Regions from separate parts of the Mus musculus genome. Here region 1 is linked to region 2. The links are chromatin loops, found by intact Hi-C in ENCODE. Cell type or tissue: left cerebral cortex. All regions are shown on one strand. Each heading gives the region's core, and the rest is flanking DNA. Links, peaks and the distances in the headings are about the cores only. Region 1 overlaps Lamp2 (lysosomal-associated membrane protein 2). Region 2 overlaps Atp1b4 (ATPase, (Na+)/K+ transporting, beta 4 polypeptide).

What was found. Hi-C counts contacts between places; a loop is a spot of excess contacts. Peaks named below come from ENCODE experiments on the same cell type or tissue, not always from the same donor. Only the 100,000 strongest peaks of a DNase experiment are listed, where the experiment ranks them.
Region 1: a loop joins it to region 2, with 8 times the contacts of the local background. A loop is called at or near these places in 1 of 42 quality-filtered maps.

Annotation. Positions count from the first base shown.
Region 1 is chrX:38,394,801-38,410,580 of GRCm38, reverse strand. Lamp2 (lysosomal-associated membrane protein 2) reads left to right here. Exons shown (of 9, transcript NM_001017959.2): 9 at 5,010-5,532. The coding sequence ends at 5,149. It also overlaps the pseudogene Gm4853. Among named protein-coding and RNA genes, the nearest start is that of Lamp2, 54 kb to the left of the region's middle. In left cerebral cortex, for the core only: no CTCF peak of the experiment used is centred there; a DNase peak (open chromatin) is centred at 8,471.
Region 2 is chrX:38,334,562-38,350,341 of GRCm38, reverse strand. Atp1b4 (ATPase, (Na+)/K+ transporting, beta 4 polypeptide) reads right to left here. Exons shown (of 8, transcript NM_001290389.1): 8 at 13,558-15,780. Among named protein-coding and RNA genes, the nearest start is that of Atp1b4, 26 kb to the right of the region's middle. In left cerebral cortex, for the core only: no CTCF peak of the experiment used is centred there; no DNase peak of the experiment used is centred there.

The DNA.
Region 1 (15,780 bases), core at 4,256-12,255, 63 kb before region 2:
TTATAAATTAGTATTTCATATACTAATTGTGCATTTTAAGTAAATGACAGCATCTAGAAAGATCTTTGTATTAGTGAATTGCCTTTTTGATTTGCTCTGGGAATATTTGTCTTACATGAAAGCCTTATTGGCAGTATTTATGAAAGTCATCTCAGTATTAGGTCAAACACCCAATTTGGGAAAGAGAGGACTGTTGAGACTTTTTGCCAAAATAAGAAATTAATCTACTAATGAATTTTTTAAAATCCAAGGCATAATATTTTATGGTATATGCCACCAAATAGTTTCTAGGCTGGGTGGTAATGTGGGAAATTGAAGGGGCGGAGTTAACTGGGAACTCTTTAGTACCAACTGTCCTCAAGTCAAATCCAGCATCATAGACTCTCTGGATTCTTAATAGAACACAGTTTAAAATGACCATCAATTTGGCAGCCAAAGCCAATGTCAAACTTTCTATAAACTCTAGGATTGCATCTTGTTTTCAGGTACTTCTCCAGAGGCTGGCAGTCAGAGTAGAGCTTGGTACATTTTGTGATTGCAGAGCATAGTCAGCACTGCATTGCAGCCTCCCCTTTCTTTTTCTTTTCTCTTTCCTTTCTCTCCTTTTTTCCTGTATATGAGTTTTTGCCTGTGCATATGTATGTGTACCACTTGTATGCCTTTTGAATAAAGAAGAAGGCATCAGATCCCCTGGAACAGGAGTTATGAATAGTTGTGAGCAGCTACCATGTGGATGCTGGGAATCAAACCCAGGTCCTCCGAAGAACAGCTAGTGCTGCTCTTATTAACTCTAATCCTCTTCATTCCTATCTTAGCATAATCCTAATAGGCTTACTTAACTGTGTAATTTACCAACCTCTGGTAGAGTCCAACCCCTGGAAGAAAACATTAAGCAACATGAAGCAAGGGAGTGGGTAATACTAGTAAGTGGTGTTTCAGCATCCTGATTCTCTTTGTATGTCTTTGCAAGTGTCTTAGTTCTCCATCCTTCCCTGTAGTCATATTAGACTTTTCATGATCAGTTCTTCTGGAATCTTATTTCTCCTAGGTCCTAGGAAACCTTCTATCGAACATCTTCAACATGTCATTATTAGCCTTGCTCTTTAAAACATTTTTTTTAACTAAATATAAGTATCTCTTCAAACTGGAGATGGTAATAAAAGACCCTAACTTCTAAAAACCTCCAAAGTCTGCTTTCATAAAGGGGAGCTATTACTTTGTGTTATAATGTATAATGTATAATACTCTGTATTATAATGTATAATATATAATGCTGTTCATTAGCCTTGTTCTTTTTATGAACATTTATCTCATCTTACAGACAAATTTATCTCTTCCAGATGCTACCTTTTCTTGAAGTCCCTATTCTAAGCACCCCGTGCTGTCTTTTTCTTAATCTTAAATTTATAAAGAAGACTCTCTTCTTAGTCCTTGATGTTGTGACTGATCGTTAGCTTTCACTTGCCATTCAGTTGTCTCTGCAGCAGTTTGACTCATAACTCATCCTGCACATTGCTAGATCCTATAGGCATTGTTTTAGAATTCTCTAACATGTTAAATTCTTCTCATGACAATGGGAGCTCTCCCCTTCCTGAGCTGTGACACCATCTTCTACCTGCCTTTCCTACGTCTATTTTTATACCTTAGTCCCTCAAATATTAGTATTCTTAGGGGTTTTCTCTCTGGTCCCTTTTCAGTTTACTCATTCCAGTTTATTGATGTTTTGTTTGGAAACTAGATGTCTTGTTTTCTTAGTGTTTTAAAAATGCTACACAGACTATTTCATTATGATGGTTTCCCACACACTCATTCTTGCTGCTGCTTTCCCCTCCCCCTCTCCTGCTTTCACGTTACATGTATTACACTCCTTCCTTAAAAATCCTTTTCTCAGTCTGTCAATCTAGTTTCATGACTACATACAAACTAAAATACAGTATCTGAGTTTCAGAAATTGGGGTATTCGTCTTTGAGTCTGCCTTATTTTGCTCAACATGCTAATATTAGTTTGATCAATTTGACTTAAAATGGTATGATTTCATTTTTATTTATAGCCAAATAAAATGCTATTGTATATACACACCACATTTTATCTAGTCACCCTTTCATAGACATCTAGACTGTTTCCTACTGTGAATTAGTTTACTACTATGTACAATGCAGCAGTAAATACAGATGTACAGGTATTTGTGGTAGGATAGACCCCTTTAGGTATGTACTCACGAATGGTATAGCTAAGGACACAGACATCTTAAATTCAACCCCAAACTGAGTATCTCCCTTTTCTACATACTTCCTTTTATGATCTATCTCACTTATCTTCAGTAACTATAAATGCAACATGACTAAAATTCACATTTCTTTCTTTTGGATTCCCGTCATGGTGAAGGGCACCAGCATCTGCAGAACCACTGAAGTGTGGAACTAGAAAGTATCCTGTTATTGCAGCCCATTACACTCCTCACATTCATTTTTGCCAATTTTACCTTCTAAATGGATCTGTGGTCTCCCCATTGCACCTACACGTCATTAACCCAGTTCAGGAATATTGGTCACTTGGTTGTTAGCGATAGAGGTGGCTCCTAGCTTACTACTTGTATAGTCTTCCATCTGCAACTCTGAAGTGTACCCTGCTTGAATTCCTGTTTGTTTGTTTGTTTGTTTTTCCATTGGGATAAGACAGAACCACTGAAGAGTGTACTTTTGTGAGCTGGTCTTAAATACACTTTTTCTGGCTTCCATCAATTGTTCTATGTCACCTTCCTTGGCATTGCTCCTGGTGTTTTTATGTTTTCTTACTGTCCATGTTTTTGTCTGCATTGTATTTTGTTTGCTTTTATTTGTTGTTACTGTTTCTGTTTTTATTTTTTTGTTTTTCTCTACAGGTTTCTCTGTATAGCCCTGTCTGTCCTGGAACTCACTAGGTAGATCAGGCTGGCCACAAACTCAGAGATCCACCTGCCTCTGCTTCCTGAGTGCTGGGATTAAAGGTGTGTTGCACCGCCACCTGGCTCTCTGCACTGTTTCTTACATCTGCAGTGCCCCCACTATCTGCATAGTTAGTTATAATTAATTAATGGTTAATTGTTTGTCTTAGAACACATCAAATGTTGCCTTTCCAAAGTGTCTTATTTAACTAAGCTGAGTTGACCGAATCCCTGAAATATCTCCATGATTCTTTGTGTATTGCTTGCCCCACCATAGCACATCTTGAATTTGTAACTACTGATTTCTGTGTTTGACTCTCACACCAGATTACATATCTTATTTTTTATGTTATCATACAGCATTTTATTATATCATTCAATATATATATTGCATTATATGTTCTCATGTTCTTCTTCCCCAGTACTTTCCCTGTCCTTTCTTTCCTCTTGCTGCTTTCAGGTCATCGAAACCTTTACCTGTATATCACATCTGTACCATTTCCTTCCTCTTTAGAAGCTCTTTTACCCCTCTCACATTCTCCTTTGTATTTATACACATTTAAATCTACATATAAAAACTGATATTTGTGTTATTCTGGCTTATTTTGGTTAACATAACTTCATTTGCAGTTTTTCCAGCAAATGACACAATTGCACTTTTCTTCATGGCTATATATATATACATATATATATATATATATATATATATACACACACACACATATATGCATATATATGCATATATGTGTGTGTGTGTGTGTATTCAGTTTCCTTATCTACTTACTTGTTGGACATCTGGGTTAGGTCTTGATATATCTTGTGACTAGTGCTGGAATAAGTGTAGATGTGCAAGTATCTCTGACCTTGATTTCATTTGTTGGATACCTACTCAGGAGTGGGATAGCTGGCTTATATGGTAATTCTATTAGTAAGGCTTTTGTTTTGAGATACTAAATTATTTTCTCTGGATACATAAGTAGTAGTGGAACTCCTAGATTGCTATATACATGTTTTTTCTTTTTAATTTTTCTTTTCTTAGATTTTGTTTCTTTGAAAACTTGAAATACCTATATATTCTCATCAGAACTCTCTCACCTTTTATTTTCCTCCCATTCCTATCAACGTGCCTTCTTCCTGGCTTGTCCTTTTTCCAGATTCCTCTCCTCCCCTCCCCTCCCCTCCCCTCCCCTCCCTTCCTCCTCTTCCTCCTCCTCCTTCTCCTTCTTCTCTCTCTCTCTCCTCCCTCCCTCTTTCTTTCTTTCTTTCTTTCTTTCTTTCTTTCTTTCTTTCTTTCTTTCTTTCTTTCTTTCTTTCTTTCTTTCTTTCTTTCTTTCTTTCTTTTTTGTTTTTCGAGACAGGGTTTCTCTGTGTTCCCCTGGCTGTCCTGGAACTCACTCTATAGACCAGGCTGGCCTCAAATTTAGAAATTCGCCTGCCTCTGCCTCCCAAGTGCTGGGACTGAAGGTGGTGCCACCATGCCCGACTTCTTCCTTCCTTCCTTCTTTCTTTCTTTTTGAGGAAACTTGATACTGATTTCTATGGTTGCTAAACTAGAACATTCCTACCAGTAGTGAATAAATACCCTTTTTTCCCTCAACTACATAAACAGCATGAAGCCAGCAGGGCCAGATTAATCATCTTTCCTTATTACTAAGTGAGCTCACATTCTATGCATTGAGCTCTGTGTCTGCTTTATATACGTGTTTATTTGGTGAGTTAGTACTCTCTAATATCGAGGATTCAATGTCATAGTTAGCTCTGGAAGCTCCAGGCTGATCAAGGGAAAGCAAATTTCTGTAAGAAGCCTGGGAGTGTGTGCTCACTATACACATTTTTCCCCCCAATGACTGCTTTTTATGAAGGGGAACTGCATAGAAGTACTTGTTTTTTGTTTTTGCTTGAAAAAAAAAAACTTTTGGTGCAACATCTCATGAAATATCATATCACTACTGATAATGAATGCCAATGACTTGCCATTTTGATGTAAAAATCTGTATGCAGGGGGAAGGGTTGTCATTTTAACTTAAATTGAGACATATGAAATGCCATTGTTTCTGTTCTCAATTGTCCTTTCTCCACATCCAGCTCAAGACTGCAGTGCAGATGAAGACAACTTCCTTGTGCCCATAGCGGTGGGAGCAGCTCTGGGAGGAGTACTTATTCTAGTGTTGCTGGCTTATTTTATTGGTCTCAAGCGCCATCATACTGGATATGAGCAATTTTAGTAACTGCAATCTGATTGATTATATTACAGAATACATACAAAAAAACAAAGTTGTCTTACCTGTCAGTGTATGAAGCACTTTGCTCCTTAAGACAGACACCTTGGAACTTTCATTCGGAAATTAGTCCCCGAAGTTTGAGATAAGTCTTTTTTTGAATTTTTTTTTCTCTGATCTGCTTAAAATGCAGATTGGCTTTAAAAAGAAAAGAAAACAAACACACATATGCAATGTTTTAAGGTCTGTCTTAAGAAGCTTTGGCCAAATTGGGATCCTAACCTAAGATGCCTTAAACTTATTAACATGACCATTATAAGAAAAGATATATGGAGTTGTATCTTACTGGAATTAATAAACACTGCTTGACCACCGGTGTTCTGTTTCAATTTGTAACAGCTGTCCTAATTTAAACTCACCACTACTAGCTTTTGCATATACTTAAAATACCTATCAGATATTCACAGACTTGGTTTTTGGAGGGATGAAGTAGAGAGTCCGTAGGGCCATCCACAGTTTGTTTTTGTTTTTTGTTTTTTAAATAAGAACTGAAGAGGAACCAGAGAGTGTTTGTTTGTTTGGTTTTTTGAAACAGGGTTTCTCTGTGTAGCCCTTGTCCTGGAAGTCACTCTTTAGACCAGGCTGGCCTTGAACTCACAGAGATCCACCTGCTTCTGCCTCCTGAATGCTGAAATTGAGGTGTGTGCTATCGCCACCCAGCTAAGTATTACATTTTTAAAGGTTATGACTTGATGTCTTTTGAGTTCAAGTTAAATATGAAATTGATTCTCAAACTTGTGATTTTTTTACATAGGTTAAAAACAGGCTCAGAAAGTTATAACAGAGCTCAGACTGGCTTCTTAATTAGAAGGTTTTTTTTGGGGGGGGGGGTGGTGTTAAAAGAATTTGTCTGTAGCTCTGGCTGATCTGGTAGTTGCTATGTTGTCCGGGCTGGATTCAAGCTCAGATCCATCTGCCTTGGCTGGCTAAATAAGGGTCACAGGCATGTGTTACCATGCCCATCCCGGGCTTTTAAGAAAATGGTTTTTTTTTTCAGCACTACAGACGGAAGGGGTTCAAACAGTTAACCGTTCCCCTCGCTCTCGTCCTCTTTGGATGCCTGGTTAGCACTGAAGGATAGAGGATTCTATGAACTAATTAGGACAGATTGTGTTGTGTTTCTCTACCTCATCTTGTTGATCTCTGGAGCATTAAAATCTATTTAGTGTTGTCATCAGACTGGTACTTATGAAATGTAAGCTAACAGCAATCTCAGAAGGGAGGCAATGAAGCACAGCAGTTATGCTCTTGCTTCTCCAAGACAGCCGCGGTGGGGCACAGCTCTGAGGGGGTGGAGAAAGAGGCTGTTGGCATCCAAATGAGCTAGGCAGATAGTCCAGATTGAAACATTTTCCTGGTAAAAGTGAAGTGCTGATGGAATACATAAATAAATCAAGGGATTTAACAGATGAGACCATGTACACACTGAAATGATCATTAATTCATTTTAATGTGTATATTGGCTTGCTCAGAGTTTCTGTCACGTACTAATTAACAGTGAAAATGTGTTTAGGTATCCAGCTGTCAGTGTCTGTTAAGGAGCTTTCTGAAAAACAGTAGTCCTCCAAAAAAAAAATAGGCTAATTGTAGTTATTGAAATCGACATTATGTTTTCAGAACCATGACAACGTTTGTGTGAGTGACAAAAGTGTGAGAGAAAAATCTCAGATAACACAAAACATTATAATTTATTCATGGCTCTAGCCTTGTACTGAAAAGACCTTAGTGATTAGGTACTCCTTAAGTCCAGAGCTGTGTGAAAAGGGATGTGACTTCCTCAATGTTACATGTTCAGCAGCAATGAAACCGTTAGTATTTGGATTAAATTCTCAATAAAATGTAATCATTCAATAGTAAAATGTTGATTGATTAAAACTTGAGCTCCTGGGTCCAAAGGTGGCATTTTGAGAGCTGACTTGCTTCAGTCGTTTTGAAATAATGAATGCAGGCCTTCTCAGTCGTCCACTAAGACACAACTGTTAGGATTCCTGTGTTGTCAAAACTCAAGCCTCTTTGGATCATACACACAGGAGGAAAAGGGAAGGGGCTGAGTAATTGTGGCTCACTTGCTGTGACCCAGGTTCTTTAAAACATATTGAATTCTCAAGTACTATATAATGGAAGCATTCGTGGAAGGGAGGGAGGCCCAGCTTAGATAACTTGGCAGTTTCCCTAAGTTAGTTATTACTTCAGAGTCTGATTTCCAATTCAGTTACGTCTGGGGGTCAGAGTTTAGTGTCCACATTGCTCATGCTGTGCTCTGGTGATTCCATAGGACGGACTCACATGCCTTTGATGCTGCTATTCTTCACCACGACCATCAGTTAGTTGGAAAGAATTATTTGTAACCCGTGAGCTACCTAATGCTTATGTGGAAAAAACAAAACAAAACATTAGCTGGAGAGATTACTAAGCATATTTATTTGTTGGTCTTGTGGAGGACCTGAGTTTGACTCTGAGCACCCACCTGTAACTTCAGTTCTGCGGATGAGATGCCCTCTTCTGGCCTCCAGGGCACTAGATGCATGTGGTCCATAGCCATACACATAAGTGAAATACCTGCATAATAAGATCAAATAAATCTTTAAAAAGCTAGAACCCACCTTGATCCTGTCTTTTACTTGACTAGAAGCCCCCACCCCACCCCCATGTGCTTGGTATGGAACCCAAGAGCCTTAGGCATGCTAGACAAGCACTCTAGCACTGAGCTAGCTTCTCTTTCCCACTTAACACTTTAAGTCTAGATGTGGCAGGGGGGAAAGGAAGAGGAGATGCAGAGGCAGTAATTTCCCTAATGCCATCAGGCAACTCTGAAGTTGTATAAGCAAGTACTATAACTCAATATTGTATAAGCTTAATTCAGAGTTTGAACCATTTCCCAGTTTCCCTTTCTGTACTGAGAATTTTTTTTTTTTTTACATGAAAAGTTAAACAGTGGTCTTGCTGTGAAATGTTCGGGTGGATGTTGATTAAGTAATACTCCAAAGAAAATGATAGCACGTGTCTCTGCTGTCAATGCTTCATGTTTGCTTCTTCCTCCCATTGTATTCTTTACTAATTGGCTCTCTCTGCTGTCTCTCTGTTCTTTTCTAACAGCTGAGGAATGTGCTGCTGACTCTGACCTCAACTTTCTTATTCCTGTTGCAGTGGGTGTGGCCTTGGGCTTCCTTATAATTGCTGTGTTTATATCTTACATGATTGGAAGACGGAAAAGTCGTACTGGTTATCAGTCTGTCTAATCAAGCCAGTCTCGTGCTTCCATTGGCCAAAAGCCAGGAATTGCTGTGCGATAAATCGGATCCACAGACTGACTTCAGTGAGTTGCAAGCTGGCTTGGGCATGAGTAGAACTTTAAAAATGGATTAGGACCAGTCTTTATTTCTGCCATTTTCTTCTCTGTTCATTAAGATGTAATTTAAAGAAAACTTACAACTTAGACTGTCTTTTTAAAGTACATAATTTTAAGCATCTGGATCCAATTTTGGAAGCATTTCTACCGAAGTATAATTTTATATGTTGCACTTAGTTGTATTTTGCTACTTTGATGTTATTTGCAAAATCAGAACTGAAAGAGGATGTCACTTGCTTCCCAAAATAAGTTTTGAAACGTTATAGTTCATCTTCTTTGAAGACAAACATAAAACTTAGCTCATAAAAGGAATGACTTTCTGTACCTTCTAAGGAGAATTGTTTAAATCTGTGTAATTCTGTTACTTTAGAAAGGGGTCTCGGGGCTGGAGAGATGGCTCAGTCATTGAAGGCTAGGCTCACAACCAAAAATAAAAAGAGGTCTGGGATGTAACCCAGTGATACTGCATGCATATATGAAGTTCTGGGTTCCAGCCTCACAACTTAAAAGTAGCATCTAAAACAGACTACACTCAACAGAAAAATCTGCCTATTTCTCCATTACTTTCAGAGCTACTATATTTTAAGAAGGAATTGTTTGCTTATTTTTTTGGCTTTGGCAGTTTGGGGTGTATTGATTATATTAAACCTGATATTTCTACTGCAAGATGAAGCAATACTGTTCGTGTTTTTTTTAAGGTGTTGATTTAGAATGGCCTATTTTTTAAGGGTATAATTTAGAATTGTTTCCCAGCTTTAACTTGTTCAGAAAGTTAATTTATCCTGCACTAACAAAAAGAAAAACCCTTCTGTACACTTTTGTGCCTCAGTGAGTTCAAGAATTGATATTTCTAATGCATTGACTTTTCTTCTCCTGGTACCAAGTGCTAACTGTGGAATCTAGTGGACGCTGACATGTCGTCTGTCAGGTGGCTGCCTAACCAAAGCTCACCTGGGATGATCTTACAAATGTATTGATTTTGATAGAGTCTTGTATCCCTGTCGGGGCCATGAGTGCCTGTGGCTTCTGGAGTAAGGTCCTAGACACTACGTCTCCTTGTGTTTGTTGGATTCTTTAGCCACTGAGTTACTTTGGGTGTTTAATGCTGTGCATGTTTATGCCCCACATGCCAGCTTTGCACACCTGATACTAGCACGAGGCAGATGTTGAATTTTCTCGAGCTATTTTCTCTCTACTGAGAACTGAAGAGTCCAAAGATCTGTTTTCACTTCAGAGATTTTAGTTAAGCCTAAAATAGTAATCTTAAGTCCAAGTCAGTGGTTTTCAACCTCTGGATTTTGACCCCATTAACAAACCCCTGTCTCCAAAAATATTTACATTACAATCTGTAACAGTAGCAAAATTAGTTATGAAGTGGCAACAAAAATGTTTTGGGATGGGGGGGGGGTCAACAGAAAGGGTTGCAGCATTAGGAAGGTTGAGGACCACTGGGCTAAGTGATGTTAGTTTGATAGCAGATCCCATGATCAAATCCCAATCTACCTCTGAGCATACTGCAGCTGCTCACCACTGTGCTGCTGCCACGAGCTGATGCCAGGCTATTTTACCATTAACTGCAGTTCTGAAATCCTATTAAAAAGAAAGCAGGTTTGCCAAGATGCTTTCCTGCTATCTTATCTCTGTCTATCTCAAAAGCAAAGACACCCAACTGTGTAGAATTGTGGGTAACTCAATCCCTCTCCACTTGCTCTAATAGATACAGAACGGCTTTTAACAAAACGTCCTCCAACGGCTTCTGCTTATTTGTTATTTAGCAAAAGTCATCTAGCCAAAATGCCAGTACTGTAAAGAACAGTGACTTCCTTTCAATATATATTTTGGATATTATCTTGAAGCCTAATTAATTAAATGGACTTTTTGGCTTGCTAAGTATATGACTTGAATATTCAGAGAGACTCCAAAAATATGGGTATATTCAAAACCTTTCTACTCTTTGAGCAGGATACTAATGTAACTAATTCTTCATTAGGTGTTTTGGCTTTATCTTAGGCAATTAGCAGATGTGTCTTTTAGTCTCTGAGCATTGAAATACAAAATCATAGGAGGTTAAAAAAGTTGCTTCAATTCCAGTGAAGTTCAAAGTCTGTGAACTGAGTTGAGTGTTCAGTTAGCTTTTCTTTGTGAGTTCATGTTACACCAATATAACAGTGGATCAGACTAAGACTTTGAACTTGTGAATGGTGAATCATTTTCTACCTAATCCTCTTTGGGAGAACTGATGCTTGCTGTTCTTTCAAGTTTTGGATTTGTCCCATTTAAAGAACTAATGGATCCAGGGAAAATAAAGTATCCTTGTTTGATCTCATATGTGTGATTTTAGATTGATACATCAGCGCTAATAAAGGTGATACATCCCATGCCACCATGGATAACCTCACTTTTATTCTGTGTACACAGCCTTAAGAGCTTAGATTGATTTATAGCTTTAAGTCCTTTTCTTTTGACATGCCAGCACAAATCATGATCTTAAAGGTTTGCAATTTGACTCAAGTCCCATTATAAGGTAACTACTAGAACCTTTAAAATAGACAATTCATGGGGATGGAAAGATGGCTCAGTGGTTAAGAGCACTGTCTGCTCTTCCAGAGGACCTGAGTTCAATTCCCAGCAACCACCATTCTTAAATGTTAGCATTTCATTTTGTGACTGCTCCATGTTTTATTGCCATCCACTGTTTTTTTTTTTCTTTTCTGAGACATGATCACATATAACCCAGGCTGGGGCTTTGAACTCCTGAGCCTCCTGCTTCTAACTCCTGGGTACTGATATTATAGGCAGCACTACCACATACAACTTTAGTTGGAAAAGTGGCTCTACACAGGATTTGTGGGACTGGTTAGGGAAGGGGAGTCTCAACAGAATATTTCTTGTTTCATCTCCTTTACTGAATGTATTCACAATTCAATACTTAACAAGTGCAGCTAGCAAGAATACTCCATGTATATTGTCTGTAAGGGTTCCTATGGATGTAAGTCAATTTGAAGGATCACCTTTTAAGTTCAGTGTATGTAATCCCTGAGAGCACTACTGCCTTTAGAACTCAGAGGAAATATTTCCTCTTTTCCATTACTTTTATTGTTTATGTATTTTTAAGGCACTGTAAATTTGGATCGCTTTGTTTCAAGAGGTATGCACAATGAACAACAAGTTTTGGTACATAGTGTTTTTGTTTGTTTTTCCTTGAAATGGTTTCTCTGTGTAACACTGACTGTCCTGGAACTTGCTCTGGCATTAACCTCACAGAGATCCATCTAACTCTGCTGGAATTAAAAGTCTGTGTTACAACTGACCAAATGGAAATGGCGGCATGGAAATCAACTGCCCTCCCCTCCCCCCCCAAACACATTTTTCTTTTTTTAACCAGCAAAGCAACTCTAATTTCTTTTCTCAATACAAAGTCTCACTATGTAGCTCTGGATGGCCTCAAACTTCCAGAGATTCTTCTGCCCCCCCTCCCACCCCCGCCCAGTGCTGAGATTAAAGGTGTGCACCACCGCCACCTGATAGCAACTCTAGTTTCAGTGAGCTGCTCCAGGGCTAAGCTCCTGCCCCACATTGTGTCATTCAGGACAGTAAATCTGAGGTTGCAAATTATCATTCCCAGTTCACAGAAGTGAGGTCACTGAAGCATTGAAGTTAGTGGCCAAGCGGCTATCTGAGTTCAGGTTTGTCTGCCTCCACAGACCATACCATTTAGCATTATACGTCCTGCTCCTCTAAGATGCTTCAGGCTTATAGAGCATTTGCCTTGTATTAGTCACAGAAATCTGACTTGTGCTCTGCCAGCCTGCCTTTAATCAATCCAATACATACACTCCATTATTCTTGAGTTTGGAAGGGTAGATGAGTTCTGTGGCAACGTGCCTTTTGAAAGCTCAGTGCCAGTTTGCAGTGTGCCTTATTACTGATGCTAAGCTCTGAGGATCTTTTTTTCCAAGCTAGCCTCATCCATTTATTCTGATCACATATCATTATCATTCTGCCCTCAGATTCTTCTGCATCATGAATCATTTCGACTGTGCATTAGTGTGTTTAAGAAACTAAATGGCTCTCTCTCTGTCCTCGCTTTCCTTAATGTCACTCCTATCCCAGAGTCATCCCTTGGATTTAAGTGCACTGTAGCTAGGACACTTGGCAGTTTGAGCTCTGATACACAGCTCCTACTCCCAAATGTAGGGCAGTGCTGTGGTTATGAGTATGCATGGCCATACCCAGCTAGGGCTTCAAATGGGGATCCTTCAGCTTATACAGCAAGTGCTCTTACCCACTGAGCCATCTCTTCCGTTCTGAAGTGCCATTTAAAACTGGCTGGACAGGTAATGCTTCATTGACAAGATGACAGTTCAAAGAGACTTGACTGGGGTGGGAGTGTGAGCTATGAAGGGAGCTATGGAACAAGCTTTGCAGATAGAATGCAGAGAAAGTACAAGGACCTAGAGAGGAAAGCACCCTTGGGGGCTTTGGGGGGGGTCAATATGGCTACAAAGGAGTAGAGGGATGTACTAGACAAGATATGCTACAGATTATGGCCAGAAGTTTAAATATGAAGGTAAGCATCTCTTGAAACTCTTTCAAAACTGCCCTAGATTTGGGAGTACGTACTTCCTTGCCAGCCAGTGGACCAGAAACGGCAAACTTAAGGCCAGTAAAAAACTCTGTTTTTTTCAACACCTAGTGTTTTATTCAGATAGCAGTCCCGTTACACATGGTCCAAGAACATTCAAATAAGAACTCAAATCAGAAGTTAAAGATTGGTCTTCAAACATCATAGCCAACAATGCCACGTTTGCCTATGATCTCTCCGATATAAAACCACATCCACACCTCAGTGGCCACCAAACCATTCAGCACAGCTTCCTTCACTGTAAGGTGTTTGAAGCTACCAGTTTTAGCACTTTGAATGGTTTTTTTTTTCACACTCTGAATAGCTGTAGGGATTTCACCAGGGGTTGGGGGAACCAGCTCAACCTTGGCGTAGTGCCAAAATGTGGCCAATCGAGGCTTCGAGTAAGTCACGGCAGCGGCCACCATCGATGGTGCCGTCTCCGTGAAGTTACAGATGAGCTTGGCCATGGTCTAAGGTGGAAGGTATGTCTCCCCGAACCACCGGCTGAATGTCCCTCTGCTTTTTTTGTTGGTTTTGTTTTGGTTTGTGTATGTTATTTTGTTTTGATTTTTAAAAATCTTACTGTTTTTTTTATTTGTTTTGATTGAGGGATTGGAGAGAGATGAGTTTGGGGAGTGGAAACACGATAAAAATGTATGAAAAAAAAAAAAGAGAAACCCTGTTTCAAGCAAATAAGGCAGAAAATGACAGACCAGGACACCCAATGTTGTCTGATCTTTGTTTACGCACATGGACATGCACTAGTAATGCATACAATGTGCACATGTGTGTGTTCATGTTCGTGCACACACACACACACACACACACACACACACACACACACACAACAATATTCCTATGACTTTCACTCCCCCTACCTTGTAGACCGAGGTTAGGTTCCTAGCATCCACAGGGCAGCTCACAACCATCTGTAACTCCAGACCCAGGGGATCCACTCTTATGTCATGGTCCCCTTTCTAGTGTCATGACCAGTAACCACATCCACAAAGACATAAATGTATAAAGTTAAAATGTGTATTTTTACTGGGATCCACAGGAGAGAAAATGTTTTGTAAATGTATGTGATACTTTTCTGCTATGCCACTTAACATGATTTCTAGTTCTACTGATTTTTCTGTAAATTTTATTTCTTTTTGTACAGATTTATTTTTTGTATGTATTTGTGTACCCTTATGTGTTGTGTGTGTGAAGGTGAGTGTAGGTGTCTGTGGAGGTCCGAAGAGGGTGTTAGATCCCCAGGAGCTGAAGTTACAGGTGGTTGTGAGTTCAGGTTCTCTGGAAGAGTAGCTGGTACTCTTAATGGTTGGGCTTCTCTCCAGCCCCATAATTTCATTTTTAAAAAAAGGCAACAAAAATCCATTGTATATATTGAACACTTTTTTCTTTATCCATTGATCTGATTCTATTTCTTAGCTATTATGAAGAGTACAGCAATATACATGGATGTGTGGTCTCTGTGGTAGGGTTTACAGTCCATTACATAAAGATAAATATAAAATATAAATATAAATATATTCTCCCTCTTTCCCTCTCTATTCTGACTGCAGTTTCACCTCCCTTCCTCCTCTCTTCCCAGTCTCCCCCCTCCTCTCCTTTGTCCCCCTCATCCACTCCTCCAGTTCTCTTCAGAAAAGAATAGGCTTCCCAGCCAACCATGGCATATCAAGTTACAGTAAGACTAGGCACCTCCTCTCCTGTTGAGGCTGGATGAGGCAGCCCAGTAGGAGGAAAGGTTCCTAAAGCAGGAATAAAAGTCAGAGATAGCCCTTGCTCCTGTGTTAGGAATCTTACAAGAAGACCAAGCTACACAACTGTAACATACGTGCAGAGGGCCTAGATCAGACCCATGCAGGCTTCCTGGTCAGTCTCTGTGAGCTCCTGTGAGTCCAGGTTAGTTGAGTCTGTGGGTTTTCTTGCAATGTCCTCAAACTTTATGGTTCCTACATTCCTTTACCCTCTTCTACAGGATTTCCTGAGCTCTGCCTAATGTTTGGCTGTGGGTGTCTGTATCTGTTTTCATCAATTGCTGGGGGAACAGTCTCTGGTAAGAACTGGGCAAGGCACCAATCTATGAGTATAGCAGGATATTAGGAATAATTTTCTATTCTAGGTCTCTGAGCTATCCATCTTCTGCATCCTGGCCTTCCAGGCAGTGTCAGGGGTGGTCTTATGGCATTGGTCTCAAGCTGGACCAGCCATTGATTGGCCATTCCCACAATGTCTGCTCTAGCTTTACCCAAGCACAACTTGTAGGTAGGACCAATTTGTATAGTTAGTGTTATGGCTAGATGATATGATAGTTGCATTTTTACTCTTTTGAGGGCCCTTCACAGTTGATTTGTGTACTGGCTACACCAGTTAATATCCCTAACAGCAGCGTGAAGGCTTTCTCTTTCCTCATCAGCATTTGTCATCTGTTTTCTTTTTGGTAGTCTGGGGTGAGATTTAATCTCACTGTAGTTTTAATGTCTCAGATGGCTAAAGGAACAACAGTACTTCTTGTGTCACTTCCAATTCCAAAACGTAGCCTGCATCTGTGACTTCTGGAAGTTTCTATGTAATTAGTTAATTAATTAACAT
Region 2 (15,780 bases), core at 6,735-14,734:
TGCACACATACACATTCACATATACACAGAGAGATAGAAAGGCAGAGGTAGAGATAAAGAGTAGTTCTATTATTCAGACTGAGGCCTGACTTGCACACACAGAAACAAGTTTTGTTTTGTTTTTTAAGTCGAAGGAGAGAAAGAGGATGATAGTGAGGAACGAGGATGAGTAAGAACAAAGTAAAAGGACATATACGAACAGACATGCCAGAATGGAGCATATTATCTTGTGTGGTGGTTTGACTGAGAATGGCCTCATGGGCTCATATATTTGAAGATTTGGTCATCAGGGAATGGCATTACTTGAGAGGGATTAGGAGGTGTGTCCTTGTTTGGGATAGCTGTGGCCTTATTGAAGGAAATGTGTCAGTGGGGATGGGCTTTGAGGTTTCTGAAGTTTAAATCAGGCCCAGTGGCTCTCTCATTCTGCTGCCTGCAGATCTGGGTGCAGAGCTCTTAGCTACCATGTCTGCCTGCATTTTGCCATGCTCCCTACCCTGAGGATAATAGACTAAACTTCTGAAGCTGTAAGCCAGCCCCAACTAAATGGTTTCTCTTTTTTTTAAAAATTGGTTGTTTTATTTATTTACATTTCAAATGTTATCCCCTTTCCAGGTTTCCCCTCACGAAAACCCCTATCCATCTACCCTTCCCCTGCTTCTATGAGGGTCCTCCACAACCTACCCATTTCCTCCTCCCCTCCCTGGCATTCCCCTACACTGGGGCATCAAGCCTTCTCAGGACCAAAAGCCTCTCCTCCCATGGATGCCTGACAAGGCCATCTTCTGCTACATATAGAGCTGGAGCCATGGGTCCCTCCATGTGTACCCTTTGGTTGGTGGTTTAGTCCCTGGGTGCTCTGGGGGGTTCTTCCTATGGGGCTGCAAACCCCTTCAGCTCCTTCAGTCCCTCCCCTAACTCCTCCATTGGGATTCCTGGGCTCAGTCTGATGGTTAACTGCAAGCATCTGTATATGTATTGGTCAGGCTTTCTTGTATAAGAGTTGCCCTTGCACATACCAACTTAGAAAATAAATAAAACAAACGAGGCAGACTTTCAGCATCAATCAAATTGTTATGCTATAAACTGGATTTAGTCTTCAACAAGGGAAAATATTTTTACATGGACAAAAGATACAGAATACTGATGTTTCTAGTCATGGGCCATATAGAATAATAAAGGATAGTAATCCCTGACAAGTGGGAGCCATGAGTTGAGCCTCATGTTTGTGATACATATTGTCTAGACCATGGCATGGAGAGGAGGAACTCAAGTAAGAGCTGGACCTGAGGAGGAGAGGAGAGAATCTGCAGCAACCAAAGGAAGTAGGTTTTGTTAGACATAGCACTAAGTAAAATATTGTAAATGTAGAATTAACTCCAGAGACTTACAGAGGGTGCCCTGGATCACCGATGGTCCTCCCAGGTACCTATGGATCCATGCACTTGAGAAAACTACCCAAGGCTAAGGAATAAGCCACATAGAATGGTTAGAAACCCAGATATTTAAGTAGTGTCTATTCCTTTCAGCCAGACTGGAAAGAGGAAGGAAAGAAAAGAAAGGAAGGAAGGAAGAAAAAAAGGAAGGAAATTAAAAATAAAGTATTCTATAGACCGTTTCCCAAAGATGATAGTGTTATGAGTAATATTGTCTACTTGACAGGACCTAGACGTAGCTAGGAGACAAATTTCTGAGGCATTTTCTGGATTAGGTTAGGCAAGGTGGGAAGAACCTTCCATGGATAAGGTTCTGGACTGAATATAAAGGAGAAAAGGAGCTAAGAATGGACGTTTACCTCCTGTTTATGGATGCAGTGTGATCAGCTGTCTCTGGTTCCTGCTGCCAAGCTCCAACCATAATGGGCTATCCCTCAAACTGTGAGCCAGCAGAAACCCTTTTGTCCTTAAGTTGCTTTTATCAGATATTTTGTCACAGCAATAAAAGAAATATCCAATATAGATTTTGTAAGTGTTCAAGAGACAAATAAAAATGTACTCAAGATTACTAATGATCAAAGCAATGAAAATTAATGCTACAGCAAGTTATCACCTCACACCCATTATCACAAACACATAAAAGACGAGTGATGGTCAAGAAATGAGAGTAACTCAATAGTTGCTATGACTCTGAAATGGTAGAGCCATCATGAAAAAAAATAATACTGATGCTCCTGAGAACATGCATGTTCATGTTTATAGAAAAACTATTTATAATTGCCAAGAGCTAGAAACAACCCAAACGTCCATTGACTATATGTGCTATATGTAAAGACAGATAGCAAGGTATAAACATACAATGAAATACTATTTAGTTTTATAAGGAAGGAAATACTAGGGTTGGGGAGACCAGTCAAGTGCTTGCTGTGTAAACATGAAGATTTGAGTTTGATACCAAGAAATGTGGAAGGCTTGGTGGTATGTGCTTAGAATCCTAGCACTGGAGAAGTAGAGACAGGCATATTCCTGGAGCTCAATGCCCAGCCATCTTAGCCCAATTTGTGAGCCATGGGTTCCAGTAAGAGACCCTGCATTAAAAATTAAGGCAGGTCTATGGAGATGGTTTAGTGGATAAATAGCTTGTATATCACCAAGTATGAGGTCTTCAATTTGGATCTCCAGTACCTACATATGGTTGGTGGGCATGGTGGCCTACATGTAATTCCAGTGCTTGGAAGATAGAAATGGAAGCAAGCCAATTAGCTAAAACAGACAATACCATTGAGCTCTGGGTTCAACTGAGTCACCTTGCCTAAATGAATGAGGCAAATAGTAACTAGGAAAGACTTCTGACATCTGTACATATGTGCAAGCACACATACACACACACACACACACACACACACACACACAGAGCTTACCACATACATACAACATATATACACACATACATATATAAGTTCACATTCAAAAAGTACAATTGAGGAAGATACCCAGTGTCAACCTCTAGTCTCATGGGCATACACACATGTACCTGTACACATAAGAACATATATGTACACATGGATACACACAGAAATACTGACATATGCTCTAACATGGGTAAATTCTAACGATATGAAGATAAATGAAATAAGCTAGTCACAAAAAGTAAATGGTATATGATTCCACTTACCTAGGATATCCAAGTAGTCAAATGCACAAAGACTGAAAATAGGATGGTTGATACCAGAGGCTGGGAGGAGGGGAAGTTGTGAATACATATAGGATTTCAAATTAGCAAGATTTAAATGAAAGAAAAACCATCATCAACTTGAGAAAGGCTGAAGGAGGTCACTGGAGGAAGATGACATGGGAGGGGCTGGAGGAAGGAAAGTGAAGGGGTAAATTATATAATTATTGTTTAATTAAAAACATATTTTAAAAGCTCCAGAGCTCTATTTCACAATATTAAACACAGTATATGCCACTGAAACATGTATTTAAAATGGTTAAGGTGTCAAGTTTTGTGTGTTTGAAAAGTTTTTTTTTAAATAAAATCTTATTTAGTAGCTCAGGCTAGCTAGTCTGGACCTCACTACATAGCCCAGGTTAGCCTCAAACACATGTGCTGATATTCCAGATGTTTGCCAACATATATTACTTATGTGAGTTTTTTATTATAATAAAAATATACCCCGAACAACCAGAAGTATGTAAATTCATTTTTCCATAAGAATGCTCGTTTGTAAAACAGAGTGGCAATAAGCTTAATATACAACTTAGAAATAGTTAAATAATTTTTTTGTTTTATTTTTTGAAACAAAGGTTCTCTGTGTAGCCCTGGCTGTCCTGGAACTCACTCTGTACACCAGGCTGGCTTGGAACTCACAGAGATCCACCTGACTCTGCCTCCCATATTCTGGGATTAAAAGTGTGTGCCACTACTGCTTGGCAGTTAAATTCTATGTATTCCTATTCTAAAATAATATGTTTGCACAAAAGTTATAATGCACAAACAAAACCATAGTTTGCTAAAGTAAATAGCATAGTGTAGTGTGTCTTTATAACACAGAGTAGACAAATATATGAAAATAATTGCACAAAAATGAAAGTGTGTGTTTGAAACTTCCTGTGTTGTTGTTTTGTGTTTCATTCCTATAGCAAAGTACCCAAGGCTGGTTACTTTATAAAGAAAGGAGATTTTTTTTATCTGACAGTTCTGGAGATTCAAGAGCAAAGTGCCAGCATCTGTGTGGTTCTGGTGAAGGTCTCCAGGAAAATATTATAATAGTGAGAATTCATGTGGTCACGTGGTGAAACAGGAAGCAAGATACAGCCAAACTTCCTTTATACCAGCCTCTACTGGAAGCTGTCTTCCCATAAACTTTTGTGAAACACACTCAAACGATATACCAAACATAGCACTTCACATACCAATTATTAAATGATATATTACACTATAGGATGTAACATACAGTAATAAGTTAAAGATATGTACTATTACCTCTAAAGAGCTGGTGTTTTAGTTAGGGCTTCCATTGCTATGAAGAGACACCATGACCAAGGCAACTCTTATAAAGGACAGCATTTAATTGGGCTGGTTTTCAGTCTCAGAGGTTCAGTCTGCTATTGCATTATGGCAGGAAGCATGGCAGCATCCAGGCAGACATGGTTCTGGAGAAGGAGCTGAGAGTTCTACACCCTGATCTGAAGGCTGCCAGGATGAGACTGTCTTCTGCAGGAAGCCAGGAGGAGGATCTCTTTCACATTGGTCTGAACATAGAAGAGACCACAAAGCCCATCTGCACAGTGACACACTTCCTCCAACAAGGCCACACGTATTAATATTGCCAGTCCTTATGGACCAAGTATTCAAACACATGAGTCCATGGGGGCTGTACCTATGCAAACCACCACAAGTGTTTTATATAAAAAAAGATACTTTGGCTTAAAAAAATCCATAAAAAATAAAGTGGAATGATTTAAAATGAGTTTGTAGGCCAGTAAGAGGACTTATCCACCAAGCCTCACAACTGGGAGTTTAATTTCTCTCTGTCTCTCTGTCTCTCTGTCTCTGTCTCTCTCTCTCACACACACACATAGTTAGAAAATAAAATTAGAAAAGCACATATTTTCTGTCTTCTTGGGTACATTTTGTTTTGAATATCTGGGAAAAGCTTTACAGGACTCCTGAGAGGTTTTCTTTATGAGGAAAAACTTAGAAAAGGAAAGAACATTAAATTGAAACTAATTATCAAGGGCTGGAAATGTAGCCCCATGTTAGAACTCTGGCCTACCATGTATGAGGTTGTGAGCTGTTTCCAGAGCTACAAGCCAAAACGGAAAAAAAAAATACCTCTTGTGTTGGCTAATCATGGTTGTTAACTGGACTGCCTCTAGAATCCGCTAAAATCTAGGGACTTGGTCACGCCTGTGAGGCGAAATTGATTGGCTCACTTCAAGTGAGAAGACACACCCCAAATCCAGTACATTTGAGGTGCAAACCCCACCCTCAATCTGGGTCACATTTTTTATGCAGTCTTCATAAAAGGACCTGGCTGAAGGAAGCTTTTACTTTTTTGCCTGACTTATCTCACTCTCACTAGGAAGTTCGTCCATACTGTTGTCAAGGCATTCCTTCACTGGTGGTTCAGCCTTCCAGGTTCAGTGCAAAGTCTCTAGGAATTCCCCAGTTCTCTGGCACCAGATTGAGAATACTGAGGCATCTAGTTTCATGGAGTGCACAACTACTGACTCTTGGCTTTTCCATCAGAAGATAGTAATTGTTGGACTTCCTAGATCATATCCTGTAAGTCACTCTAATAATTATATATATATATATATATATATATATATATATATATATATATATATATATGCTGTCAGTTCTGTTCTTTTAGAGAACCTTGAATAATACAGTTTTCTTTTCTCTAAAATCCATTATAAATTCTCCTTACTCTCAGTTACTCCATTGGCTGATTCAGTGGCCCATTTACTTGCTGATTTGATCTCGGTCTTTCTCCCTGAGATGCCTGATTTTCTATTATCATGTCCTACATAATAAGAGATCACTGGACCTATTCATTTATAGTCAGAATTGACAGGATGACATGAGCTACACAGTTCAAGGCTAGCCTGGGACATGTAACAAAGGCTCTAATAAACAATAAAAAAGATAGGTGTGGTTGTACACAATTGTAATGTCAACTCTTGGAAGGCAGAAGCAAGTCTGGGTGACATTGCAAGATCCTGCCCCCACCCCCAGCAAATTTTGAATTGCTATCCCAGGCTATTTCTCATGAGCTTCTGTTTATTGTGGGAGGGTGTCATGAGTCAGGTTCTTATCTGTACACCTCATTACAGGGAGACACAGGACTGCGTATCTTGGTCTTCTTAGTACACAGACACAGGATTAACACCATTTACTTTCATTCTAGAATTGGCTTTTCCATAACAAGTAATCTATGAGTTTTGTCATCTATCCTCTGACCCCTATGTTTTGGTATCATCTTATGGGATTGTGTGGGGAACTGACATTATGTATTTGCTTATGCCATCTATGTAAGTAGTAAACTGTTTATCCATTTCCCCCTGTTGTTACCTTACTGGCCAAATCTCTGACAGAGTGGCCAGCCAGTCTAGCAGCTCCTTCTGCCCAGAGACTGCTTGATCTCAAAATTACCCTCTGTCCCATTGTGTCACAGCATCACTTATACCACCTCCTGACAATCAGGCTCAACAGAACAAGTTACGATGGAGATATTTCTTGTCTCAACTTCCTGGATGCAAGGATATCAGAACATGTAGTGGTAGTTCCATTGGTTAGAATGATGATATTGGGCCATTGCTCCTCAGGGAATATTTGGCAATATGTTTTGGTCAATGTGGGGGTTTGAACCTAAGGATTCTTGCAAGTTAGGCAAGTATTCTACCACTGATCCACAGCCCTTACATCTGGAGACATTTTTGTTCATAACAATTAGGAGAGTTGTATAGTGGAACCTAGCAGATAGAAGACCAGGATGCTACTAAGTATCCTTTAGTGCACAGGGCAGTGCTACAACCATAAATATTCCAGCCCAAGTATCAATAGCTGCAAGATGGAGATAATCTTATGCTGGAGTGAGTCACTTCAGGGCCAGGACATTAACTCTAGAATGTCTGACAAACACAAAGCCTCTTGATGTGTTAACGGTAGTAATGGTAAGTGCAGCTCTTCATACTTAATGCCCCTTTGTTTTGGAATTCATGTGTTCTTTCTGATGGCATAGATTATATAAATTTTTGTCTTAATGAATGTACCATATTCTGAAAAATGAGATTCTATACTCACAGATTATTGACAGTGGTTGGTGCTTTATCTGTCCTTCAAAAGACAATTCTGCTACACTGTGCGCACACACACCACATACACATATTTATGCACAAACACACAGCACCAACTTTCATATTATGTGGTATGGAATCTGTAGAGCTCATCATCATAGGCTAATTCTTGTATCTTCTTTGCTATATGAGAAATTCTTTGGTCTAATTCAACTTTAAGTGATATTACATACCAAATGATCATATATTCTGTTAAGAATTCAAATAACAGTGTACTGGCCTGTGGTTAAGAAAAGCAAAACTACAGCTTGGATAAATGCCCTTTTCTGTAAAAACAAACTTCTGATACATCTGGAGTATAAGTGGAACATGGTAGACAGCTTGCTACTGTCTTAGGATTCTATTGCTGTGAATAGACATCATGATCATGGCAACTCTTATAAAAGAAAACATTTAATTGGGGCTGGTCTACAGGTTCAGAGATTTAGCCCATTATTGTCATGGCAGGAAGCATGGTAGCACACAGGCAGACATGGTGCTACACAGGTAGCTGAGAGTTCTACATCTGGATTGGCAGGCAGCAGAAAGAGAGTGACACTGGGCATGGCTTGAGCATCTGAGACCTCAAATCCTGCCTCCAGTGACATACTTCTTCCAACAAGGTCACACTTAACTCCAGCCAAGCTACACCTCCCAATAGGGCCACTCCCTATGGACCTATGGGACCCATTTTTTTTAAAACCACCACATGATCAGTTGAGTCCCTTGCTGTCTGTTCAGAAATTCAGAGGTATCAGAACTAAGACTAGCCTAGGCAAGTATGAGTCCATTCCATTATTTCCATATTTAATTCCCAAAGAGACATTACTTGAACTCTTGATTTTAAACTGTATTGCAAAGTTACAGTACTTAAGTCAGTATCACATCAGCATAAGAGCATAAACATAGACCTGTGAAACAGAATGAAAGGTTTAGAAATAAACCCATTGACTTGTTTCATTAATTTTACATTTTATTTATTTTATATTTTACTATTTATTTGTATCTTATATCTATGTGTTTTTTGTTCTCATGAATGTCTTTCTGCCACATGTGTGCCTAGTACTCATGGAGTTCAGAAGACGATGTTGGATTCATGGAAATGGAATTATGAACAGTGGTGAGCTTCCCTGTGGGTGCTCTCAATTGATCCTGAATCCTTTGCAAGAACAAGTGCTTTGAACCACTAAGCCATCTCACCAGCTTCTATGCCATTAATTAAAGTAATTATTTGTTGCTACTGTATAGAGGGACAACTGATTTTTTGGTAAATTAATGTTTAATCATTCAGTCTTGATGACATTGCCCATTTGCTCCATAATCTTTTAGTGTACTCCTTAAGATTGTCATTACCTAGAAGACTGAAGGGGGAAAAGGTGTCATCCTCGTCTTGTTCCTCACTTATGAATATGTGGCACATTCTTCACGTCCTCCTCCTCTTGTTCTTTATGGTGTTGGGGATTAAGTTAAGCAAATGCTGTACCACCAAGCTCTACTTCCTGACCTCATGTTTATTTTTGGTCAGAGTCAAAGCAGCTTTTCAATTCAAGTGAACTCTTATGAAGGCGTATCTCTTTTCTATGAACCAAAAAGTTAATGAAAATTTATATATTTTCTTTGGTAATGACAAACAGAACATATCAGGGTCTTTCCTCATCATCTTCATCCTCCTTATTCTTCTCTCCTACCCTTCTTCCCTTCCCCTCCCTCCCTCCCTCCTCTCTTCCCTTCTTCCCCTACTCTTTTTTCCTCATCCAAAAGAATTGAAACAATGCTAGATTAGGGTGAAAGAATTGTTTGTTGTAAACATTTAAAAAACACTTTACTCTGAAAGTTCAGGTGCAAACAGACATAAGGTGGTGTGGGGGTTGACAGGTCCCTGATGAAAAGGAGTACACCCACTCCCCCTTGTCTGGTGATATTATTTCAGGTTTCCTTGGAGAGATCACTTTCCCCAGACTAGTGTAGGTTGTTTGAGTGGCATTGATATCAATCTATCAAGCATGGCAGTCAGAAAGTTCTCATGGTATCCACTCAAGGATTGGTACCAATCCAAGGCAATAGGGGACTCAGAAGATTTTAAAAATTATTTTATTTAATTTGTATAATTATTTTGATGGTTAGAATAAAAACGAATAGGTTTTTTTTATTAGATATTTAATCATGGCATCTTCATGCGTCACCGCACTTTACTCTCCTTCATTCCCCGCTCCCACTACTTCTTCCCTTTTGTTATTGTATGCTGGGTGCTGATTTGGTATCTTGTTACTTTGCCAAAAAAAATGTTTGTCAGTTCCAAGCATTTTCTGGTGAAGACTTAAGGATCTTTTTAATTATAAGATATTGTTTTCTGCAAATAGGCATAATTTGACTTCTTTTTTTTCCCTAATTATATAGTTTTTACTTCTTTCTCCTGTCTTAACTGCTGTAGCTAAGACTCTGGGCACTGAATTGAACAAGTAGATATGATGGAAACCCTTGTTCTGTTCCAGATGTTAGAGTGAGAGCTCCCAGTTTCCCCCATTTTAGATTTGTCATGTATGGCATTTGTTATTCTCTCTCTCTCTCTCTCTCTCTCTCTCTCTCTCTCTCTCTCTCTCTCTGTCTGTCTCTCTCTGTCTCTGTCTCTCTCTCTCTCTCTCTTGTTGAGACAGGGCCTCACTGTGTAGCTCTCCCTGTCCTAGAACTCATTTGTAGACCGGGCTGGCCTCAAATTCACAAAGATCAGCTTGCCTCTACCTCTCAAGTTCTGAGTTTAAAGATATGTGCCATCACACCCAGCTATTAATCTATTCCCTGTGTGTGGGGGAGTGTTTTTCATTATCTGCACATCAGAGGAGGGCTTCAGATTTCATGAGGCTAGAGTTATAGATGGTTGTGGGCTACCACATGTGTTCTAGGACTTGAACTTAGGACCTCTGGAAAAGCAGCCACTTACACACCTCTCCAGCCCAAAGGTATGCTCTTTCTATCTCTAGTTATTCAGGGCTTTAATCACGGAAATATTTTGAACTTTGTTGAAGGTCTTTTCTGCTTGGATTTGGATCAGTGATTCTCACTCTTCCTAGTGCTGTGACCCTTTAAAACAGTTCCTCATGTTATACTGACCCCCACCCATAAAACTATTTTGTTGCTACTTCGGAGCTGTAATTTTGCTACTGTAAATATCCAGTATGCAGGGTACCTGATATGCATCCTCTGTGAAAGGGTCCTTAGGCCTTCAATGGGGTTGTGACACACATGTTGAGAAGCACTGATTTAGATGATCAAATGCGTTCTGTCATTAAGTCTTCTTATGTTTTGAGTTGTACTTATTGATTAACATATTGGGAATGAATTTTTGCATCTCTGGATTGAAACCAGTTTGGGCATTGGATGTGATTTTCTTAATATGTTCTTGAATTAAATTTGGAAGAATTTCACTGAGAAATTCACTATCTGTGTTAGTTAGGAAATTCATTTAGTTATACCTTCTTTGTTATATCTTTCTGTGGTTGCAGTGTCAGAGTGATGTTGGCTCTTAGACTGAATTTGTTACTGTTCGTTCCCTTTCTGTCTTATAGAAAGTTTGAGGGGACTCAAATGTTTATTTTTCACTTGAACTTTCAGGAGAGGCCTTTTTGCTTTTCAGGGTACCATTAGTACAGTCTAGTAATGCTGGCAGCCTTGTTGCCTGTCTTAATTGCGGAACCTGATTATGAGGCTGGCACAATAGAGAGCAGAAGGGAGACATGGAGAAAGAAACACGAGACGCCCTAATGACATATTTGAGTTTCTGGACATGACTTATGCCAGAAGCCAAATCATATCCAAGTTTTGCAATCCCCCTTTTGCCTTCAGTAAAATTGGATGCTGGTGTTGTTGTTCATTGGTTTGTTTTGTCCTGAGCAAGCAAAATAATTCAAAATGACACACCAAAGGACACTGGATTAGAGAAGGTGGGGCATTTAAAAAGAGAATGAATACTGAAGAACAGAGAAAAGCTTTCTATAATGGTAGAGTTGATGCTTTTGACTGTACTGGCACTGAAAAGATTTGGGTATAAAGGCAAAATTGACCCTGTGGCTGAAGTTGGTTCAGTGACTGCTTATATTCTGCAGGCTTCAAAGAATCTTCCCACAGAACTTCCACCTGGCAGCTATGCTAGGTACCTGCTCTTTTCACCTCCCAGATACACATTTTAGTATTCTGCATGCTGGGTTCTTCCCTGGAAGGCTGACCTGCATGAATCGCAATTGCTGCTATTTTTGTTCCCTTGATCTGACTGAGGAGAGTTACTAGCAGGAGGCAGAGTGAAGACGATTGAGTGTGTATTCTTTTTCCCCTCTCTAGATGACCACCCATCACCTAGGCTCTCCTAATCTTTCAATGAAACCACCACTCTTCTCCAGACAGACAACTCTACATACCCTACACCTGCCCCTGAACCACATGCTCTAGGAGTGGCAAGTGTTCAGCCACTGCTAGGCTGGGTTACTATGTTATTTGCATTTCCCTTCATCTATGCTTCCTTTTTTTGTTTGTTTGTTTTTTTTTTTAATTTTTTATTAGGTATTTATTTCATTTACATTTCCAATGCTATCCCAAAAGTCCCCCACACGCTCCCCCCCAACTCCTCCACCCACCCACTCCCACTTCTTGGCCCTGGCGTTCCCCTGCACTGAGGCATATAAAGTTTGCACGACCAATGGGCCTCTCTTTCCAGTGATGGCCAACTAGGCCATCCTCCACTACATATGCAGCTAGAGACAAGAGCTCCGGGGTACTGGTTAGTTCATATTGTTGTTCCACCTATAGGGTTGCAGATCCCTTTAGTTCCTTGGGTGCTTTTTCTAGCTCCTCCATTGGGGGCCCTGTGATCCATCCAATAGCTGACTGTGAGCATCCACTTCTGTGTTTGCTAGGCCCCGTATGCTTTCTTTAAATGATAGTTTTGTAACTAAGCCTTCTTCTGATTATTATCAAGTTACCCATTGCTATTTACTTCTTGCTGGGACTCTGATTAATGTTTTGCTCATTAAGGAACCTATAAGACAGTACATTCTGAAGAGAAATCTGCTAGGCTGTTCTTAAATTTTTTGGATCTCCCTATCAAATATTTTTGGCTTCTGCTAAAGAACTTCTTTTTCTTGATTTTGCAGTCATCAATCTTGTCTACCTTCACTGCCCCCAACACACATCACCATTTCCCCTCCCTCCATTCTATCTCTCCCTCCCCTCTTCTTCTCCCTCTCTCCTCCCTCCTTCCCTCTTCCACCCCCATACACCCTTTAACAACATGAATTTAAAACATTTCTGCATGGAGAAATGCACAGTGTAAATCACATTTTTGTATGATTTAAATTCCTTTAATATATACAGATATTTTAAGGGAAACTCAGCAAAAGAATGGACTCTAATGAAGAGGCAAGAACAGAAAAATGTATTTATCCCTTTTCTTAATATATCCCAAATGAAACATCTAGTAGATTGTCAGCTAGGGAAACTTCCAAGGAAATAAAATATCCCTGTTGCAGCCAAGCCTCTAAGTTGAATAAAGAGCTGGGGATATTTGTCTTCAGCTGCTATGTCCAGGAAAGATTCAAGTTGGGAGTCAGTTTGGGTGGTCAGATATGCCTGGAAGCCACCTAGCCAGGCTTCCATTGAGTGTTTGCAGGGATTCTATTTAGATCTTGGTTCCACCCCCCCCCCACCTCAAAGCATCACTTAGCGTGTACATGTCCTATATAAATAGAACAATTTATGGCAGGATTCAACCTTGATAAAGGAAGATGCTGGTCATGATGGGGGCCAAGTGTTTAGAAAAAGAGGGTAAAATAAAGGGGCAAAGCAAGATGGCTATGACAAAGCAGTTTTTTTGAGAAATTGAAAACTGAATACTGGAAAGAAAAATATTCTTAGATAAATCAGTTTTTATCTTCATGTCCCTATCAATCAGCAGTTCTCAACCTGTGGGTTGCAACCCCTTTCATAGGGGGTCTCCTAAGACCATTGGAAAACAGACGCAAAATTACAGTTATGAAGTACCAGTAAACTAATCTTATGGTTGGGGGGACGGGCACCACAATATGAGAAACTGTATTAAAAGGTCGCAGCATTAAGAAGGTTGAGAACTGCTGTTATAGAGAGGAAAACCAGCCTTCAGCTAATAGGTTGTCAGTTGTCAAGCTTTCCTTCCATGTGGCTTGCTGTTCAATATCCCTGTGGGTGTGTGTGGGGGGGGGAGGTGTAGGGGGTGTGGAGAGTGTGTGGAGTCAGTGATCAGATCCAGAAAGAGGGATCATACATTGCTTTTTATTTCGTTTATTGTTGGCACCAACTCCCCAAGACAGTATAAATATTTTCTACATCGAAGACTCCAAGTAAATGGATGCCTAAGGATGATTTCTTTAAAATAATGATTTCAAAGGAGTCAAAAGTGAAAACGCATACATAAACTATAGCAAGAACAAAACCATGAAGCCATGTGGAAGTAGTATTTCTCATTGACAAGTAAAGCCAAGTGCATTGCAACAGATGGTATAGAAATCAAATCCTGGTACAGCACAGTATGGGAGCCCATTTAAATTAATCAACTAGAAATTTATTGAACAGTTAGAATTGCACATGAACAAACATACTCATTAATCCAGTTCTGTATAATATCCAGTTTTGAATAAGAAAGCCATTTTTCATGTTCCAGCTGACAGCACAAACTGTCTTAGTACTTTTGAATACTTCTTTGAAACTGTGGACATTATATCTGCCACCGAATGAGAAACACATATGACAAAATCATTCCTAATTTCTTATCTAATAGTTAAACATATTCAACAGGACCATGTATTATGTATAAAATATAGCACCAGTAGTTGAATTCCTGTGAAATGTTAACTATTTTAACTCAAGTTTGACATGTTTCAGAATGTTTGGGATATGGTCTGTTGACTTTTAAAAAGATGGTACTTCCTGGTAAGCAGCAGCTCTGAGTTGAGAGAGCACTGGACCTGGAGTCAGATGCAATGCAGGTTGTTTCCCTTAAAGATCCTTTCCAGATCAGATGCTGTATACTCTTTTGCTATTAAATCTTAAGGTTTTGATTAAGGCCATTTTTAAATGGTCTCAAGCTGTTCTCGTTTTCATTTTTTATTAGTTTTCTGTTCAAAGGCTAGGAAACTTGAACTTTGTGAGAAAGTAACTCCGGAGGAGTCGGGATTTTTGTGTTGGTGTCTTATGTAGCCCTGCCGTCCCGCTCATCTTCTGTTGCTTGTTAAATGCTGTCTGCCCCTCACTAGTATGGAGAATATTTAGAAGGGCTCTGCAAGGGAGACTCCCAAGAGTAATAGCAGCCCATTCTGCAACAAGACCCAGAGAAAAGCACCACATTAGGAGCTAGATCAGTGTGTTTACATAACTGGCTCAAGTTCCCAAGATTAAATATTTCCTAAATGAGTTCACATCATCAAATGTTGCTTTTGTCTTCTGCTTTCCTTCTCTTCTACTCTACATGTGTTCATATCTCTACATCAGTGTCTGACCAGAGGAACTCACAAGATAAAACTGTCCCAAAGTGACCTCAACAGCTTCCTTTCCAATCTCTTTCTCTTTTATTCCTCGATTATCAATATCACTATCTCATTGATTTTTGCCAAGCTCAAAATCCTGGGCTCATTTGTCCACTCTTCCTCCTCTCCCCCAATTCCTGTCTTGGTTTTGTCCTTTCTGTCATGGATTCACTCCTGATGTTATGACTGCCCCAGTGCTCTTGATCAAATGCAAATGTGCTTACAGGGATTTCCTGATTAAACCACTTTAAAGACTCCCTTTCTCTCAACATCTCTAAGTACTTGTGCGATTCAGTCTCCTCATCCTTCCCGTGAGCTCTCATGTGAACTGTTCAGAATCACCAAAGCACAAGATGTCTTCATGCTTATGGCTTCGAATGTGTCATTTCCTCTGTTACTGTCACAGCTGGAGAGAGTCATTGTGCCTCATGTTTCCCATAGCATTTCCGTATACTATTTTTAGGTCTCTTGTCACCCTACATTATAGCCAGGTTTCACTTGTCTTTCCCCATTAGTCTTCCAGTTCCCTAATTTGGGAGAAACTAAACATTGTAGAGTAGATCAGATTCTGCAGCCTTGTAAGTGGAATTTAAGTTTGCTTTGGACCCTGAGACAGGATGCTGGTCTGTAATGCTTGCCTCCTCTTTTTGTCCCAGCCCTCCCCCTGGTGGAGGTGTTAAGAAGCGATTGGAATGGTCACATGGCCAAAGATAAAAACAAAGTCACTTGGCTGATCCACAACCTGAATAAACATCTGCCTCATGTGATTTTTTTTTAAAGTAGATGCAAAACTGGCTAATGAGCATTGGCTTCAGGGAGGCCTGACAGAAGCTTTCTGTCTTGCCATGTTTTAGCTGGAGAATGCTAATTTCAATCCCCAAGGTTATAGCTGTGGGTGGGGGGTGGGGTTCAAGGCACCCATCGCTGCTTATCTCAAAGAAAACCACACAACT